Linked DNA regions of Homo sapiens: all the other regions are linked to region 1. The links are chromatin contacts, found by Hi-C in ENCODE. All regions are on one chromosome and are shown on one strand. Each heading gives the region's core, a stretch centred on a gene start or an enhancer-like site at or near the end of the contact. The rest is flanking DNA. Distances are from core to core; before and after follow the strand shown. Region 1 holds the start of CMPK2 (cytidine/uridine monophosphate kinase 2). Region 2 holds the start of EIPR1 (EARP complex and GARP complex interacting protein 1). Region 3 holds the start of RNASEH1-DT (RNASEH1 divergent transcript).

Region 1 (3,508 bases), core at 453-2,952:
ACACAGGAGAGGCTACTAACCCAGATATGTGGGGGGTTATAGGCTATATCATGTCCCCCAAAATTCATGCTCAGGCCTAGCCCCCAGTGCCTCACAGTATGACTGTATTTCAAAATAAGGCTTTCAATAGGTGATTACATTAAAATGAGAACATTATGATGGGCCCTAACCCAATCTGACTGGTGTCCTTCCCAGAAGAGGAAATTTGGAACTTCAAGGAGACGCCAAGGATGCAAGCACAAAGGAAAGGTCCCGTGAGAACACAGAGAGAAGGAGGCGGTCTGCACGCTAGAAAGAGAGGCCTCAGAAAAAGCAAACCCTGCTGGCAACTTGATCTCCAGCTTCTCTGGCCACCTGAACTTTGAGAAAACAAATTTTCTATTGTTTAGGCGGCCCAGTCCGTGGTATTTTGTTATGGCAGCCAGGATAGACTAATACATCCAGAGAGGTGGATGGCATAGGGAAAAGGTCAAGCAGGCTTGAGGATGCAGTACTGTCTTAGAGAAGAAAAGGGAGTAACTAGAAGACTCTTACTTCCATATACTACATACACGTGAAACCACCGGTACATGCTAAATGTCCAAAAGTGAAATTCCTGAGAAAGAATAAAAACTATTCTATTCTCAAAGAGCTAAAAAATTTTAAACTCCTAATTCTTCTTTCTTCTTAGCCTATTAACCCACACTCCAACCACCTATCTATATTTCACGTTTGTTAAGACTTTTTTTTTCAGAATTAAATATAATCCCAAGTTTAAGTCCAATACTATTAAGACATAAAAAAAAAACTGCTTTCAGCTCATCTAATGTTTTCAATCTTCGTCTCAATTCTATTTTTTTGAGAGAGTTTCCCTGGAGAATATTATCTTTTTGTTTGTTTTTGGTTTGCTTGACATCATTTTTAAAAGGCATCAGTTAATGAGTAAACACAGAATAAAATATCCAAATAACTGCGCAAACACTGTTACACTGTTAGGCAGTTACACTGTTAGGCAGCAACAGTGCTGATGCTGGACTGTGGCAGGCAGAGGGTGCTATCCTGACACACTTCACCTTAGTGCAGGAAACTTCAATTTGGTGGAAGAAAGGCGATTTCGAGGTGCCAATCTGGGCGACACTTCCCAGTTGGAGAGTCAGCAAAAGGGAGAGGGCAATTCCAAGAAGAGGGAAAAGCTTGTGCACAGGTGAGTGTGTGCAAAGGTGAGTGTGTGCACAGGTGAGTGAGTGCACAGGTGAGATAAGATACAGGAGAGGGAAGAGCCAGAACTGCGCCCTGTTCCCGCAGGAAAGCAGCTCTGCAGGATTAGAGGGGCGGGGACGCGTGGTCAGAGCTAGGAGTTGAGGTCGGGGAGGGAGCCCATGGTCTGCAGGGCCTGGTCAGTCATCCAAGGGCAGTAGTGCGCCTGCAAGTGGGCGTTGAAGAGCCCGTTACACCGGGAAGGGACTTCTCTGTCCCTCGCGCGTGCACCCCCGCCCCCCTCCATGCACCCGGCATAAGCCGCAGAGGAGGAACTCAAACCAGGGTCGGGGCCGCCAGCCACCCGCAGAACGCACACGGAGCTACCTTGGGGCCGACGGCGCGGGGCCTCATTCGGTGTCAGCCCCGGGAGCCGGCGCCTGGGGACCGCGCAGGCCCGCGGAGCCGCGCACCTGGGGCCCCGGGGCCAAGCGTCTGCTCCCGAGCGCCGGCCGTTTATCGCGCACATCTCGCGGCGAGGAGGAGAGGCCGGAAGGGCGCCCCAGCCCCAGGGCTCCTGCCCCGCCTGGGCCTCCGGCTTTCGTTTCCCCGCAACGCTTCGCTTTCGTTTCCCGCTGGCGCCTGGCTCCCTCCGGGTTTCGTTTCCCGCCGGCGCCTGGCTCCCGCCAGGTTTCGTTTCCGAGGCGGGGCCGAGGGCGGCGTCGCTGAGGCGCCCATGGCCTTCGCCCGCCGGCTCCTGCGCGGGCCACTGTCGGGGCCGCTGCTCGGGCGGCGCGGGGTCTGCGCTGGGGCCATGGCTCCGCCGCGCCGCTTCGTCCTGGAGCTTCCCGACTGCACCCTGGCTCACTTCGCCCTAGGCGCCGACGCCCCCGGCGACGCAGACGCCCCCGACCCCCGCCTGGCGGCGCTGCTGGGGCCCCCGGAGCGCAGCTACTCGCTGTGCGTGCCCGTGACCCCGGACGCCGGCTGCGGGGCCCGGGTCCGGGCGGCGCGGCTGCACCAGCGCCTGCTGCACCAGCTGCGCCGCGGCCCCTTCCAGCGGTGCCAGCTGCTCAGGCTGCTCTGCTACTGCCCGGGCGGCCAGGCCGGCGGCGCACAGCAAGGCTTCCTGCTGCGCGACCCCCTGGATGACCCTGACACCCGGCAAGCGCTGCTCGAGCTGCTGGGCGCCTGTCAGGAGGCACCACGCCCGCACTTGGGCGAGTTCGAGGCCGACCCGCGCGGCCAGCTGTGGCAGCGCCTCTGGGAGGTGCAAGACGGCAGGCGGCTGCAGGTGGGCTGCGCACAGGTCGTGCCCGTCCCGGAGCCCCCGCTGCACCCGGTGGTGCCAGACTTGCCCAGTTCCGTGGTCTTCCCGGACCGGGAAGCCGCCCGGGCCGTTTTGGAGGAGGTAAGAGTTCTGTCCGCTTCCAGCTCCCAGCGTGGCATCTGAACCCTTCAGACCAGAGAACTGGACCAAGAGGCTGGTCTGTAGAGCCGGTTCTTGCCTGGGTGGTTTGTTTATTTCCGTTCACAAATCAGGTAGGGAAGGTGTCCTGTATGCCAGGCAACTCTTTTAAGATTCTTGTTTGCAAGGATCTTCCAACCTGACGTGGAACATAGACCTACACCAAGCCACGCGATGCTTGCTGTAAAAGCATCCCAACAGCAGTACAGAGGGAGTAAAGGGGCTGCCGGGAGTGAGGGAAAATAATGTCAGCTGGGAAGTAATTTTATTTGCTGATGATCACCATTCAAGGATCTTGGGGTGAAAAAGAAAATGCATGAGTTTAGGGGGTTTAAGAAATTTAGACTTAAATAGTGTTTACCTACCGACTGGCCATGAACCTTGTGCAGGTTACTCAACTACTCTAAGTTTTGCCCTTTGACATGTACAATTCCCATCTTGCGATGTTGTCCTGATTAAGGAAACATCTGACTCACAGCAGGTACCCACAGAAAGAGACTGAAAATTCTTTCTGATCGCAGGCTAGGCAGATGTCCTCCTGTGACACAGATGAGCCCTGAGGATGCCCCCATGGATCTTGGGAATATTTTCCAAGCTTACGGGACAGCGTTGTGGAGCAGTTAAGAGCGCAAGGTCAACCACGTGTATTTAAATTTAAACTCTGGCATTTATTAGCTGTGTCACTTTGAGCAAGTTTCTTCAACTCTCTGCCTCAGTTTCCTTAATTCATATGGTGGGAATAATAATAGCACCCCCCCACCCCAGTTCACAGAGATTGGCAACTGAATACTTGTAAAGCACTTAGAAGATTGCCATGCTCAGAGCAAGCACATAAGTGTCTGAGCCTCGCTCTGAGATGCTGTG
Region 2 (3,508 bases), core at 384-2,883, 3.5 Mb after region 1:
CAGCATATCCTAGAAATCAGTGTTTCTATGGATTTGTCTTTGTGTTTATCTGTATTTTGTAAGTTTCTTACCATGCACCTGCAGTACTTGTATAATAAAATTAATGATAAAGATATCAGTGATAGATGGGTGGGTTTAATCCCGAAGTATGAAGGCCCTCTTAGCTCCGCAAGTTAATATCGGCAAACAGAGTGGTTGAATAGGATGATTCTCATGTCTGGGCCATTGCTTACTTGATTTCTTTCTTTCTTGTTTTTGCTTACTTGATTTCTTTCTTTTCTTTTCTTTTTTTTTGACCGACTCTGGCTCTGTCGCCCAGGCTGGAGTGCAGTGGCGCGATCTCGGTTCACTGCAACCTCCGCCTCCCGGGTTCAAGCGATTCTCCTGCCTCAGCCTCCCGAGTAGCTGGGATTACAGGCGCGTGCCACCACGCTGGGCTAAGTTTCGTATTTTTAGTAGAGACGGGGTTTCACTGTGTTGGCCAGGCAGGTCTCGAACTGACCTTGTGATCCACCCTCCTCAGCCTCCCAAAATGCTGGGGTTACAAGCGTGAGCCACCGCGCCCGGCCTGCTCATTTGATTTCTCATGTAATCTCTAAAATTTCATACACTCAACAGATACTCATCCAGCCTTAACTCAATACCACGCGCCTTGCCCAACTGAGCAAAACGAGACCCAACCATTTCCGTCACGGAGATCAATAAAGGGTAGAGGGGAAAGCTAATCACAGAAATGGAGGAAAGGTGCGTGGTCCTGGAAGCCCCGGTGGAACCAGGCTAGCGGCGTGGTTCAGCTATGATGTATTTTGGAGTCCTTGCGATGCCATTTCTGCTGGCCCAAGGCCAGGGCAGGCACTTTGAGCAGGATGCGAAAGAGGGGCAGTCTCTCCACCACAAGTCTTTAGTCTTTGGAGACCTCTAGGAACCCCAGGGCCTTCCCTTCCGACTCCCATTCGGAGGCATATGCAGTCCAGGACCACCAGTGGTGCGGTGCCGGCTTTCATAACCCCATCCTTGGTAGTGCTTTCTTTGCCACACAGTGCTGGGCACCTGCAGAAATGCATTAGGCATGGCCCTGACTTAGGGCACCTTGGGCCGAACCTAAGGGAGTCAGCTCAGGTGCCCATCCTGGCTACCCAATGGACCAATGAGCGCTGCGACTGTGTTACTCAACTTTGCAGCGTCTCATCGGTAAAATGGAAGTGTAACAGCTTATTCATAGGGTTGGATGAAGCTCCTTATGGCAGTGCGTGTGAAGCGCTGGCCCAGCGCTCAGGAACGCCAAGTACATACAAATGACAATACATGGCGGCGCCCAACTACGGCGTGAGCGATTCTTAGATGCGATGGCTAGCTAAGGCTAATCGCCGCTTGCTCCCGACGGCCTGCGCTCGGAGCCGGCCTCCACCCACAGCCGGCCTCCGCGGCCCGCTCCGCCCACCAACTTATTTCCTCTGGGCCGGGTTCTCACCTCCAGGAGTCCCCGCGCTGAGAGCCCGGATGTGAGCCCAAGTGGCCATGCGCACAAGCCAGCGCCGCTGCCATTGGTCGCTGGTGAGGAACAGATTGATGACACATCCGAAAAATAGGAAGTGGCCACTACGGAAGCTGTTCTGGGCCAGAAAGACTTCCAGTTTGGAGTCGTTTGCTGCGGGGAGGGAATGAATGGGCGCTGGGAACACGCCCGCGAGGTGGGGACGCGCCGGCCGTAGCGAGGTCCTTAGCGTGTGAGTGGCCGGGGTCGGGTCGCTTCCCCGCAGCATGGAGGACGATGCACCAGTGATCTACGGGCTGGAGTTCCAGGTGGGTCACTGGGAGGGCGGCAGGTGCTGCTCGGCCTGGCTGTTGATAGCATGCGCGGTCCCATGGTGACTTCGGTTTGCAGATCTCCCACCAGCCCTGCAAGGACCCGTGTCTGTTCCCTAGTTCCCATTTTGCAGAGAAGTAAACTGAGGCTTTAGGAGGTTAAACGGTTGTACTGGATAACAGGGTTGGCCACAGCCGGCCTGCCTCCTTCCCCTTCACATCCTGTCCCGAACATGACTTCTGACCTGGAAGTTATCACTCACTTTGGTGGACTCATTTATTTACACGCCCACCTTTTCCTCTAGAATTTGAGTTCCTGAAGGTAGGAACTGTATGTTGTTTAAAATAAAAATGTTTGATTTTGAAACAATTTAAAGTATTTAGAAGAGTTGTAAAAATACATAGAAAGTTCTTCTTTACCCTCCACCCAGCTTCCCTTAATGTTAACACTTTACATAACCATCGTACATTTATCACAGCTTAGAAATTAACATTGGTACACTAATATTCAGTAAACCACAGACTGTCTTCGGATTCAACTGTTTTCACACTAGTTTTTTACCTTGTATTTTCCAGTGCCTTTTCATGACTGTCACATAGTAGGTGTTCAACAAATGACTATGAACCGAATGAGCCCCCAGAGCATAAGCAATGCACATGGTAGTTCAGGACAGCAAGAAAGCTGCCGTGGATAGAGTAAATGCGTCAGGGGGAATGAGGTAGGGGATGAGATGAGCGGGGGAGGAAGATGAGGATTGTGTAGGGCCTGTTAGAGCCCTGTCCTGGTTTTCATCTATTCAAGTAGCTTTTGAGAATGTGTTATGCCTAAAGCACTGAGGGACAGATAGAGAGATAGAAACACAGTTCACTGCCATATGAAATACTTGATACATAATTTTGTGCAGCAGTATGTGTTAAAGATATAAATGATGTCTGCTTTTTTTTTTTTTTTTTGAGATGGAGTCTTGCTCCGTTGCCCAGGCTAGAGTGCAGTGGCGTGACCTCGGCTCACTGCAACCTCCGCCTCCCGGGTTTAAGTGATTCTCCTGCCTCAACCTCCCAAGTAGCTGGGATTACAGGCACCCGCCACCACGCCCGACTAATTTTTGTATTTTTAGTAGATACGGGGTTTCACCATCTTGGCCTGGCTGGTTTTGAACTCCTGACCTTGTGATCTGCCTGCCTCAGCCTCCCAAAGTGTTGGGATTACAGGCGTGAGCCACCGCACCTGGCCAATGTCTGTTTTTAAGTAGGTTACAGTCAGAGAGGCAGCAGTGTTAGTAGAATAACATATGCCACCCAGACACCTAAGTTTTAAATCCTGCCTCTAGCACTTATTAACTATGTGACCTTGGGCCTCGGTTTCCTTGCCAATAAAATATGCATCTCCCTCCCCCCCACCTCATGGCTGTTATGAAATTAAATGAGTTAATACACTTAATTGAATCACGTAGAACAGTGCCTGGTGCATAGTGTGTTCAATAATTGTTGTTCTAATTGTTATAATGAGAGAAAATTCCTTTTTTTTCCTTTGTAGAAATGGGGTTTCGCCATGTTGCCCAGGCTGGTCTCACACTCCTGAGCTCAAGTGATCTGCCCTCCTTGGCCTCCCAAAGTGCTGGGATTATAGTCATGAGCCACCGCACCCTGCCTAAGACAAAATTCTTACAAATAAATTTTATACAGGGCAGCAGTTAAGTGT
Region 3 (3,508 bases), core at 462-2,961, 3.3 Mb after region 1:
TAAAATTGATGTTCTTTGGCCAGGCACAGTGGCTAATGCCTGTAATCCTAGCACTTTGGGAGGCTGAGGCAGGCGGATCACTTGAGGTCAGGAGTTCGCAACCAGCCGGGCCAACATGGTGAAACTCTGTTTCTACTAAAAATACATAAAAATTAGCCAGGCGTGATGGCGGGCGCCTGTAATCCCAGCTACTTGGGAGGCTGAGGCAGGAGAAATGCTTGAACCCGGGAGGTGGAGGTTGCAGTGAGCCCCAATCGTGCATCGTGCCACTGCACTCCAGCCTGGGCGACACAGCAAGACTCTGTTTAAAAAAAAAAAAAAAAAAAAAAAAAGATGTTCTTCGATTTCACAGAGGAACACAACTTACCACGCCAATGTACGCGTCGCTTTTGCCTGGGCCGTTCCTTCTTCCTAGAATGTCCTGCTTCTTTCTCTTTGTCTAACTCATGTGAATGAACTTTTTAAAAAATTAGTATCCTTCAAAACTGTATTTGCTCAGGCGTTCTGATGTGAGGCCCTCCTGACTCTCCAGGTGCGGGTGCTTCTCTGCTCTGTGTCTCTCACCTCCAACAGCTTGTTCTGCCTGCGCACTATTTGCTGATGTGTTATCTCCGGGGATTCTCGAATTTCTCACCTTCATCCCCAAGGCCTGACAAAATACATGGCAGGTGTGCAAAAGGCTTGTTAGAAGACCTTAAGAAAATTAAAGAAAAGTGGTTTAAAAATAATTCGAATAACAATGTTTGCCAATGGAGACTTTTTTTTTTTTTTTGAGACGGAATCACGCTCTGTCGCCCAGATGCAACCTCCACCTCTCGAGTTCGAGCGCCTCTCCTGCTTCAGCCTCCTGAGTAGCTGGGATTACAGGCGCAGGCGACCACGCCCGGCTAATTTTTGTATTTTTAGTAGAGACAGGGTTTCATCATATTGGCCAGGATGGTCTCGATCTCCTGACCTGGTGATCCACCCGCCTTGGCCTCCCAAAGTGCTGAGATTACAGGCGTAAGCCACCACGCCCCTCCAACCCATGAACACTTTTAAAATTACTTGATTTGCTTACAGAGCAAAAGGTCAAATGGGGAGAATTCTAAAAGTTACCTTCTCAACTCAGTTTTCTCCCGGGTCGTGGTGCTTGAGGCACTGGATATCCCCTGGTTAAACACCCACGTGCAGTGGAGCAGGGAGGGGACGCGCCCCTTCGGGGGTGGGCGCCCAAGGCAAGGGGAGGAATGCGGCTTCCACGGCCTCCCCTCTCGCCCTCCTTTGTGCTTATTCTAATTCATGAATTCTAACATCTTTCTGCCCACTAAAAAATGTGCATTCATTCATCTGGCCACAGCCCTTACTGTAGATCCGCATCCCTGGAGCTCTCGAGGAGCCGCGGTTACCGCACGTGGGTGCCGGGCGCCAGGGGGTTCAAGGGCTTCCCGCGGTGACCCGAGCACGCCGGGGCGTGGCCCCCGAACTGCGGCCTGGGGGCGGGGAGAGAAGGGGCCCAACATGGTCCATCTCGACCTTCCTCTGCCGGGCCCAGGGCTTCAGCCCCGCTCCCATAGGCCCCGCCCCATCCCAGACCTCGCCCGCCTTCGGGATCTCAGCCCTGGCTCCGCTTCTTCAAGTACCGACAGGAAGTTGACGAGTTCGGGCTCGTCAGGGGCCGAGCTCCGGGCTCCGCCCTACGACACCGCCCCTCCCTAGGCCCCGGCCCTCATCAGGACTCCGCCCAGACGTGCGTCATCTTCCCGCGCCGGTGACGGAAGTGCGGTGTTGAGCGCCGGCGGCTCGCGCCCACGCTGGGCCGGGAGTCGAAATGCTTCCCGGTGCCGGGAGTGAGCGATGAGCTGGCTTCTGTTCCTGGCCCACAGAGTCGCCTTGGCCGCCTTGCCCTGCCGCCGCGGCTCTCGCGGGTTCGGGATGTTCTATGCCGTGAGGAGGGGCCGCAAGACCGGGGTCTTTCTGACCTGGTGAGTGGCCCGCCCGCCGAGGCGCCTCCCTGCCGGCATCGGGGTCGAGGGAGGCCGGAGCCCGGCTAACCCCGGCGGCGGGAGCCTGGCGGTCCGAGTCTGTGCCGCGCGCTGTGGCTGTGGGTGGTCGGGGGACCGCCTCGTTTTCCTGCTCGGCCGGCGGGGTTCCAGGAGGCTCATGGCCTGGGACTGGAACGCACCGAAGACTTGTTTGAAATATCAGAAACGTCGCGTAAAGGTTAGGGGTGGCCTAATAAACCCTGTGTTTAATCCTCCATCTTTGTTGCAGTTAAAGTGCAACAAAAAGTGACACGTAATCAGAACGAACCCCCGTTACCAGAAGACTTTCCGTACCAGCTAAATTGGGATTGGAACTCAGTACCTAATCTTCCCTTTTAAAAAAGGCAAATTCTAATAAGCCAGTATTTGCAGTTGGATCCTTGTAACAACCCTTGGAGGTGAGAGGGATTATTCTCACTTTCAGGTATAGTTCTTGGGGTCAGGAAGTTCCCAGGGCATGTAACTGACAGAGAAAGGACTTGAGCCCAGCTGTTCTGACTGTACCACCAGAACTCTTCCCACTACAAGATACCAAAGTTCGTTACCTGTGTTTCCCCATGCACGGCAGCTACAGTATTGAGGAAGAAGCATCTCAGAAGTTGACCTTTTTGTTGTAAAGAAATGGTTAATATTTTTTTCAAAGACCGCAGTATTTTGTTATGCTTTGAGTTTGACGAAAGCCTTATGGTGCTGGTGTGCTGGCTGGCTGGCATACAGTAGAACACAGGTGTAGAGTCTGACGTGCAGGATAAAACTATAAGGTGCGACTCTGCCCTTTTCACGCAAAAATTGGTCCTCTATATCCAGTTTGCATCCTCAGTTTCAGCTAACCATAGATCAAAAATATTTGGAAAAAATTAAAATAGAATACAGTTTTAAAATACGCATAAAAAGACAATACAACTATATAGATTGTATTAGGTATTATAAACTAGAGATGATTTAAAGCATGCAAGAAGATGTGTGTGGGTTATTTGCAAATACACCATTTTATGCAAAGGACTTAAGCATCCTCTGATGTTGGTATCTGTGATGGGGTGGAGGACTTCCTGGAATCAGTCTCCCTCAGATACCAAGGGACAACTGTATTTCCAACCTTAAGAATCTCAATAAAAAAGGGGATAAGTTAGAGAAGGAAGAAGGAAATAACATTGCACATCTTTTCCAGGAATGAGTGCAGAGCACAGGTGGACCGGTTTCCTGCTGCCAGATTTAAGAAGTTTGCCACAGAGGATGAGGCCTGGGCCTTTGTCAGGAAATCTGCAAGCCCGGAAGTTTCAGAAGGTAGTCACCTCTCATATCAGTGTGACATTTTAACCTATTCAAAGGCTTTCATATGCCAGATGGCATTTGATCTATATAGCTACCCTCTAGGCATGTAGGGAACCTCGTGTGATTGTTTTCATTTTACAAATTAGGGAACAGACTGAAAGCAGTTACAAATAGTGGTTCATATTACTTACAGTATTAGGGATAAGCCAGGA

The links. Hi-C counts contacts between places; a loop is a spot of excess contacts on that map. Pooled maps may share reads with other maps.
Region 2: a loop to region 1 is called in a pooled map, with 6 times the contacts of the local background. The contact joins the promoter of EIPR1 here to the promoter of CMPK2 in region 1. A Hi-C loop is called at or near these places in 11 of 50 pooled maps.
Region 3: a pooled map shows a loop between it and region 1 (9-fold over the local background). The contact joins the promoter of RNASEH1-DT here to the promoter of CMPK2 in region 1. A Hi-C loop is called at or near these places in 3 of 37 single-sample maps with no recorded cell type and 7 of 50 pooled maps.

The regions. Positions count from the first base shown.
Region 1 is chr2:6,864,101-6,867,608 of GRCh38, reverse strand. It overlaps CMPK2 (cytidine/uridine monophosphate kinase 2), which reads left to right and starts at 1,702. Exons shown (of 5, transcript NM_207315.4): 1 at 1,702-2,587. The coding sequence starts at 1,913. It also overlaps a transcript of RSAD2 not described here. RefSeq lists silencers at 1,442-1,711, 1,952-2,391 and an enhancer at 1,712-1,931.
Region 2 is chr2:3,375,943-3,379,450 of GRCh38, reverse strand. EIPR1 (EARP complex and GARP complex interacting protein 1) reads left to right here and starts at 1,633. Exons shown (of 9, transcript NM_003310.5): 1 at 1,633-1,803. The coding sequence starts at 1,762. RefSeq lists enhancers at 275-791, 792-1,308, 1,580-1,629, 1,650-1,829, 1,850-2,129 and a silencer at 1,350-1,409.
Region 3 is chr2:3,556,589-3,560,096 of GRCh38, reverse strand. RNASEH1-DT (RNASEH1 divergent transcript) reads right to left here and starts at 1,711. Exons shown (of 3, transcript NR_038429.1): 1 at 1,099-1,711; 2 at 368-649. It overlaps RNASEH1 (ribonuclease H1), which reads left to right and starts at 1,764. Exons shown (of 8, transcript NM_002936.6): 1 at 1,764-1,964; 2 at 3,193-3,308. The coding sequence starts at 1,837. RefSeq lists silencers at 1,313-1,632, 2,003-2,102 and an enhancer at 1,663-1,912.